Linked DNA regions of Homo sapiens: region 1 is linked to region 2. A link is a contact called in ENCODE Hi-C or POLR2A ChIA-PET data. All regions are on one chromosome and are shown on one strand. Each heading gives the region's core, a stretch centred on a gene start or an enhancer-like site at or near the end of the contact. The rest is flanking DNA. Distances are from core to core; before and after follow the strand shown.

Region 1 (3,880 bases), core at 961-3,460, 210 kb after region 2:
GGATCACGAGGTCAAGATATCAAGACCATCCTGGCCAACGTGGTGAAACCCCGTCTGTAGTAAAAATACAAAAATTAGCCAGGCGTGGTGGCGTGTGCCTGTAGTCCCAGCTACTTGGGAGGCTGAGGCAGGAGAATTGCTTGAACCTGGGAGGTGGAGGTTGCAATGAGCTGAGATCTCGCCACTGCACTCCAGCCTGGTGACAGAGTGAGACTCCGCCTCAACAACAACAACAAAAAACCCCAAAAACCCCCCAAAATAAAAAACAAAAACAGAGCTAGTTCAAGCTATGAATAACACATCCAGAACATTCTGGTGACAGGAAGAAGCCTTCAGAAACAGAATAGCCTGTTGGCTATTCTCAGCTGGCCATTTGGTCCTGGATGGACTCAGTCAGGCTCATGATACTCATTGTATTGTAATCACCCCAGCATGCAAACAGATTGGACAACAGTTCAAAGACTGGGCAACAGAACACAATTAAGAAGTGATTAACTTACGGGAAAAGATGAAAAGAGCTCAAGTATGAAAGCCATGTGGCAGAAAACCCTGGGAGGAGGTGATCACCATTTCCAAGCATTGAAATTCCATAAATAAAAGGCTAGAAGAGGAACTTCTCGGGGGATGATTTAAAAGGTAATGGCATATCTTTGAACAATGAGGATTCCAGGCTGAAATCTCAAGAGGAAGCTTCCTTGTTGTGGTTCTCGACAGGAATAATCCGTTGAGGAAATGATAGAATTCCTTTTAACGTGTCGGTAGGTGAAACAGCAAGAGGAACACAGGCCAATCAGATAATGTGAATTTGTCCTCCAGCAAGTGCTGCACCGGAGCTTAGTGAATGAGTAAGGTTCTCCCAGACTCAGGGCAAAGGGAGCACAGGCTCCACTATAGGCAGCAGTTGATGGAGAACCTCGATTTGGACGGAAGAAAATTCCTGGTTTCTCTTTTTCTGAGGCTGAAGAAGAACAGAAGCTCATCAAATAGAGGAGGGCTGGCTACTCCTGTAGCCATAAAAAGGGAGACGTAGATATTTTCAGCTTTGCAGACCCTCCAGGCTCTGTGTCAACCGCTCACCTCTGCCTTCGTAGACTAAATGCAGTCATAGACATGGGTAAATAATGTGTGTGGCTGTGTTTTAATAAAACTTTATTTGCAGAAACAGGCAGTGCCTAGGGAGCATGGTTTGCTGACGGCTGATCTCAAGAAGCGGGAAAGACGCCCTGTAAAAGAGCGAGGAAATTTAAAGAGAATGGGTTCAAGTACCATCTCTACACTTAACGGCTAGTTAATTAACCTTTGTGAACACTTGGGGTTTTTTTTTGTCCATGAAAAGGGTTAATTGCAGTGCCTCCCTCATGGGTTTGTTCTCAGAATCAAATGGAACAATGTCTGAATAATGCTTATCATAGGCCTGGGTGCACAGAGGTACTAAAATAAGAGAAAGAGTAAAAAGAATGCACATTTTATTATAGTTCTTACCCTATTCTATTGGGTTTATGTAACTGTTTCCTTCACTAGTATGAGCTCCTGAAGTTCAAAAATCCCACTTAGTTAACACACGTCTCCAGTACCCATCATGGTGGCACATGGTGGGTGGTGTTTTGGGTTTGAAAGCAGCACTGGGGATGGGGGTTGGGGGCAGTGGTTTAGTGAGGGAAGGCTCCCATGGGAGTGGGAACCAAGGAAGCAGGACACGGTGGGAGAAGGAGCGAAGCAGAGGTTTTTGTGAACTGGAGTCTAGCTTCAGCCTGATGCCTTGGGGATATACATTGCGTGTATCGGGAGCAGATACTGCACCCCAGCATTAGCTCATGTTGAAGCAAAGGCGCTGGCCTTTCATGGCCTGGAACAGTCAGTTACTGGCTGTAGGCTGGCCTCATTAAGAGTGAGGAGATAATCTCCCAGGTGAATTGGCTTCTGTGCTGCTGAATGAGAGCAGCTGGGAGCTGTTAGCTCTGCCAATGGGGTGGGGGGATGGGTGAGGGGGGCATGACAGCTTCTCTGCAGTGCCCAATTATTGCTTGTTCCATAAAAGCCTATGTGTTCTGTGGTTATGCTCTAAATCACCCGTGAAACACAGCTGGTTTATAGGAAACGGGAGAAGGGCAGAGCCAGGGTGACTAAGTCATCACCTGTCACTCCAAAGATAAATTGTTTAGCTGAGAGGCTGAGCCCAGAGATGGTGAGGAACCTGACTCAAGGATGGTGATGTTCTCTCTTTGCAGGGACAGGAAGTGGCTTCTTTTTTCAGTGGCCTGTGGGCGTTTCCTTTGCCTGGAGGAGTGTGTGGTACCATCCAGACTGAGGGTTGCTGAAATCCCTCACCGGGCTTGACACAAGTGCCAATAATGCCACAGTAACATCTGCCTGGGTTCTGGCATCTGGCGAGAGTGGGATTGAATCCCAGCTCTGCCACTTTAGCCATGTGACCTTGAACCAATGACTTAGCAATATAAGCCTTATTTTCCATGTCTGTAAAATGGGAATAGCAATACTTCCCAATTCTTAGGGCTTTTGTGAGGCTTAGAGTTAATGCTTATAAAATGGCTGGCACTTAATTAAACTCCAATTTCAATACACGGTAATTTTATTTACTTTCTTTGTTATGATGGTGTATTTGTTATGTATTTATAGAAATGGTATTGTTCAGTTAATGTTTCCCAGTTGTCATTTGCATATTACTTTGGATTTTTGCCATATCTGTTGCCACCTGTACTATTATTTATTTAGCATACATTAGTTGACTCTTGAAAATAAAACTTAAATAGTTTTAATAGGACCAGGGCAATAAGGGGTTTGGATGGGCTAGTGCTTGGCCTATGATAAGTATGCTATGAATGGGAGCTACTATTATCATCAACACTGACATTAAATGACTCTTAGTTTTGTATCCTATCTGGGAATTTGCATTGACTCATTTCATTTCTTCCTTTTAGAATCAAGTTGCTTGCATTCTCTCCATTGGATGAGGTCACGTCTTTACTCCTGCCTGAGCTAATTGATGTATTCTTAAAGTGGCTTGCTTGGCTAAGAATTTCATGCATAGTATCAGGGGATTTTTTCTTTCCTCTGTTAAATAACTTGGGCTCTGACAGATTACAAGGAAGTTATTACTCAGAGCTAAGTGCTCAAAACTGATTGTAGGGAGCAGTGGAAATTCCCCTTCCTTGCCTAAAATAACTGGAACTGGAACATGACAATATGAGCTTTGTCCAGGCTTGAAACAATATCCTTTCCAAGTGAATTTTGTACGGAAATACTTACCAATATATAGTGGTAGTTCTCACTGACAGGCTAGAAAAAGGTTAGTCATTCCCCGTATTCCATAGCTAAAAGGGCCATTGTTAGGGACAATAAGCCCCCGAGGAGTGAAATTTAAGCATGTGGACATAGTAATATTGGACTTACCTGACTTCTCCCTGCCCCTTATCCCATTTGATTCCTTCACTATCAAAAGAATCTAATTCCGGAAATAGACATGCTCTCCATTTGTTTGATTATTTTTATTGCAAGTATGTTTGTGACAACCTTCCCCTGAACACCCCCGAGCAGGTCCTGAGGAAACGGGAGAAGGAAATGCTCAGGTCCTTATAGTAGATGCGAGTTCAGAGTAGCTGACTCAGATGAATGTCCGTGAGTTCAAATTCCACAGCAGTTTTTAATCCCATGTCTTGAGCTGTTTCAGAAGGTTGATAATTAGCAAGGGCATGTGTCCAGCCCTCGCAGACTCAGGATGTAAAGATCTGGAGATTTTGTTGGAGTGAGTATTCCATTGCTGAACTGTTATGCTCATTATTACAGATTAAAAAAATAAACTGGGCAAGATCTTGTGAAGTGCTTCACTCTGTTTTTTTTTTGTTGTTGTTTTTGTTAATAA
Region 2 (3,773 bases), core at 324-2,823:
ATAAATAAATAAATAAATATATACGATTTTTTTTTTTTTGGAGGCAGGGCCTTGCTGGATCACCCAGGCTAGAGTGCAGGCACAATCTCGGCTCATTGCAACCCCCGCTTCCCAGGCTCAAGACATCTCCCACCTCAGCCTCCTGAGTAGCTGGGACTACAGGCACGTGCCACCACACCTGGCTAATTTTTTGTATTTTTGGTAGAGACGGGGGTCTCACTATGGTATCCAGGCTGGTCTCAAACTCCTGAGCTCAAGTGATCATCCCGCCTCAGCCTCCCCAAGTGCTGGAATTACAGGCGTGAGTCCCCTCCCTCGGTCGATTTTAGGAATGTAAAGGCTGGTAGAGCACTTCCAACTCCCTGTGTTTGGATTCACGGATTCTTCATGGAGCATTTCCCCAGGAAAAGACACACAAACAGATTAGGTGCACAATTACAGGGGTTTCATTAATATTCTCCAAGTTTATTTATGGATTCCCTAGACTTCCAAGATAAGGGCACTTGGTTTTACAGCATAATCCCCATATTTTATCACCCATAGGTTCACAGGATTGGGTGACTTGTTCAGGAGACTTAGTGAAGTGTTGTTCGTTTAATGTCTACGCTAAGTGAGTAAATGTATGGTCCTCAGTATTCTCAACCCTAAGTTACGGAATTGCTAGACACAGGGCCAGCTTCATGGGTGTATGTCTTGGGCAGCAGTTGCTTAGGGCTCTGTGCTCGGAAGCAGCCCGTCTCGAATGTCTGGGCTCAAGCAGTCTTCCCTCCTCAGCCTCCCAAAGTGCTGGGACTGCGCGCATGCACTACTGCACCCTGCCACTTTGAAATTTTTAATAACTTTTTGAACAAGAAGCCATGTGTTTTCATTTTGCACTGGACCTTACAAATTATGTAGCTGGCCCTTATTAGACATTGTGACACCTAAGAGAGACCACCCCCTGGGAGGACTGAACACTTGAAAAAATAATATTTATTGAGCAGGTATTAATTCATTTAACCTTCACAATGACCCGGTGTGGCAGGTTCTAATTTTACCCACATTTTACAGATGAGGAAAGCATTCTGTAAATGCAGTCAATTCTTGAAATGTCTAGTGTTGCTTAGTAATTAGAGGGCCTTACTTATGACCAAGAAGTTTACAATTTTGCCTATTTGCATACATTCTCCATCTATTTTAAACAAACAAGAGCCAAAAAACAAAACAAAACAAGCAACAACAACAACAAAACAAGAAAAAGTTGAGCCCCAGCTGTGCAGATTTCTTTCTGAAAACACTGGGTTATTATATTGAGTATTTTAGTACTAATTTAGAAAGTATTTTGATCTTGATTCGTCTACTGATCATGTCAGAATCCAACTCTGAATAATACTGAACGTGATTAGAGTCCCCAGAACTGAGCCAGACTGGGTCTGCAGAAAGTTCTTACAGCTACCAAAGATGGCTTGATATGTGTCTGGTGGGGGTAGGGAGGAGAGTGTGGCCTGTGGTTCCTCACAGCGGGGAGCAAGTGGCCTGTGGGTGGAAGAAACTGTCACTTCACCTGCAGCTGGGGGCACCCATCTTATTCATTACAAGGTCTGAGGAAGCTGGTTTACCAGGTCAGAATTCAGAAACGTGGATTTCACCTTTACCAGCTACTCAGCCCTAAGGCAGTTCACAATCTGAGTAACCATGGGCTGCTGAATTGTGATTGTTTAAAAACAGGCCGGGCTCAGTGGCTCATGCCTGTAATCCCAGCACTTTGGGAGGCTGAGGTGGGTGGATCACGAGGTCAGGAGATCGAGATCATCTGGGTAACATAGTGAAACCCTGTCTCTACTGAAAAAAAAAAAATACAAAAATTGGCTGGGTGTGGTGGTGCGTGCCTGTAATCCCAAGCTACTCGGGAGGCTGAGGCAGGAGAATCGCATGAACCCAGGAGGCAGAGGTTGCAGTGAGCTGAGATTGTGTTACTGCACTCCAGCCTGGCAACAAAGCTAGACTCCGTCTCAAAAAATATAAATAAATAAATAAAAATAATATGGCCCAGCCTGGGCACCGTGGCTCACGCCTGTATTCCTAGCACTTTGGGAGGCCAAGGTGGGTGGATAGCCTGAGGTCAGGAGTTTGAGACCAGCCTGGTTGGTGAAACCTCGTCTATATTAAAAAAATACAAAAAATTAGCTGGGCATGGTGGCGGGCGCCTGTAATCCCAGCTACTCGGGAGGCTGAGGCAGGAGAATCGCTTGAATCCAGGAGGTGGAGGTTGCAGTGAGCCGAGATTGTGCCACTGTACTCCAACCTGGGCAACAAGAGCAAAACTCTGTCTCAAAAAATATATAATAATAATAATAATAATAATATGGCTGGGTGTGGTGGCTCACGCCTGTAATCCCAGCACTTTGGGAGGCTGAGGCGGGTGGATCACCTGAGGTCAGGAGTTTGAGACCAGCCTCCAACATGGTGAAACTCCATCTCTACTAAAAACACAAAAAAATTAGCCAGGCGTAGTGGTGCACGCCTGTAATCCCAGCTACTCAGGAGGCTGAGAAAGGAGAATCACTTAAACCCAGAAGGCGGAGGTTGCAGTGAGCTGAGATCGTGCCATTGCACTGCAGCCTGGGCGAGGAGCGAAACTCTATCTCAAAAAAAATAAATAAATAAAATAAAAATAATATGGATTGCTAACTCAAAAGAGAACTGAAAGTTTTTTCTCTTCGCACTAAATAAAACCTCCCAAACTGTGGGGCCTTTAGATGCTAAAAGAAATGCTAGATTTTCTAATTAGTCTTCTCTAATAAAATACTTTTACAGTTTTCTGTGCCAACTGGTATATTATTCCCATAATTATTTGATTAAAAAGGAATGAAGTTCTTTGAAAACCATATTATGGTAATATTAGAACTGAAATTATACTTGTCATTTCATACTATTGCCTATGGAGTTTTTGATCTTTCTCATTATGCCGATTTGTGAGATTTCTTTTTCTTTCTGTGGGAAAACCCTGTGGACTTCTCTTCTTCCCTCCCGCCCTTCTTTCCTTCCTCCCTTCCTTCTTTCCTTCCAAAAGAAATGAACTGGTTTATTATTTTGTAGGATATGCATTATTTCCTATATAATTTTGGGACAAGCTGGTTTCCTTTCATGAGTAATTTATTAATACACTGTATTTAAAAAATCTAAATATAGGGGTGTGGGGATGGGAAAAAAAGAAAAAACTAAATATTATAATTGAGCCTGATTGCATGATATGTATTCATGTATTTCAGCCTAAACATGAAAATAAATACCCAAGTTTCTTTTTAAACACCCAGTATTTAAAAGTGCTAGGCTCTGCAACAGGCGCTGTAAATATTGAGCTGATGAAAACCAGTTTAAACAATTATTGCTTTATTTTAAACATTTATTGAGGTTCTATGCTAAGAACCTCTAGATTCTCTGAATTTTTTTTCTACTTTAAAAAATAGAGACGGGATCTCACTACGTTGCCCAGGCTGGTCTTGAACTCCTGGGCTCAGTGATTCTCCCACCTTGGCCTCCCAGAGTGCTAGGATTAAAGGCATGGGCCACCATACCCAGCCTAGATTGTCTCATTTAATCCAGAGAAACATGCAAGGAGATGATATTATTATCCATGTATTACTCATGAGAAACACCCAGAGAGATTAAGTAACTTGTCCAAGGACACACAGCTATTGAATGGTGGTGCTGATTATAAAACTAGATCTGTCTGATTGCAAATCAAGATCACTTATAACTGTTGGGTGTGGTGGCTCACACATATAATCCCA

What was found. Hi-C counts contacts between places; a loop is a spot of excess contacts on that map. ChIA-PET counts read pairs that join two places held with the same protein, here RNA polymerase II (POLR2A). Pooled maps may share reads with other maps.
Region 1: a loop to region 2 is called in a pooled map, with 4 times the contacts of the local background. The contact joins two enhancer-like sites. A Hi-C loop is called at or near these places in 8 of 50 pooled maps. POLR2A ChIA-PET finds 5 or more read pairs at or near these places in 5 of 52 experiments (CD8-positive, alpha-beta memory T cell, GM12878, H1 and 2 more).

Annotation. Positions count from the first base shown.
Region 1 is chr20:53,897,626-53,901,505 of GRCh38, forward strand. No RefSeq gene overlaps it. Among named protein-coding and RNA genes, the nearest start is that of BCAS1-AS1, 16 kb to the right of the region's middle. Within about 2 kb of position 2,211, at least 19 of the 41 ENCODE cell types and tissues checked have a DNase peak (open chromatin) inside an H3K27ac peak, as active enhancers do; they include GM12878, where a contact is called at or near this core.
Region 2 is chr20:53,684,623-53,688,395 of GRCh38, forward strand. No RefSeq gene overlaps it. Among named protein-coding and RNA genes, the nearest start is that of ZNF217, 93 kb to the left of the region's middle. Within about 2 kb of position 1,574, at least 2 of the 41 ENCODE cell types and tissues checked have a DNase peak (open chromatin) inside an H3K27ac peak, as active enhancers do; they include GM12878, where a contact is called at or near this core.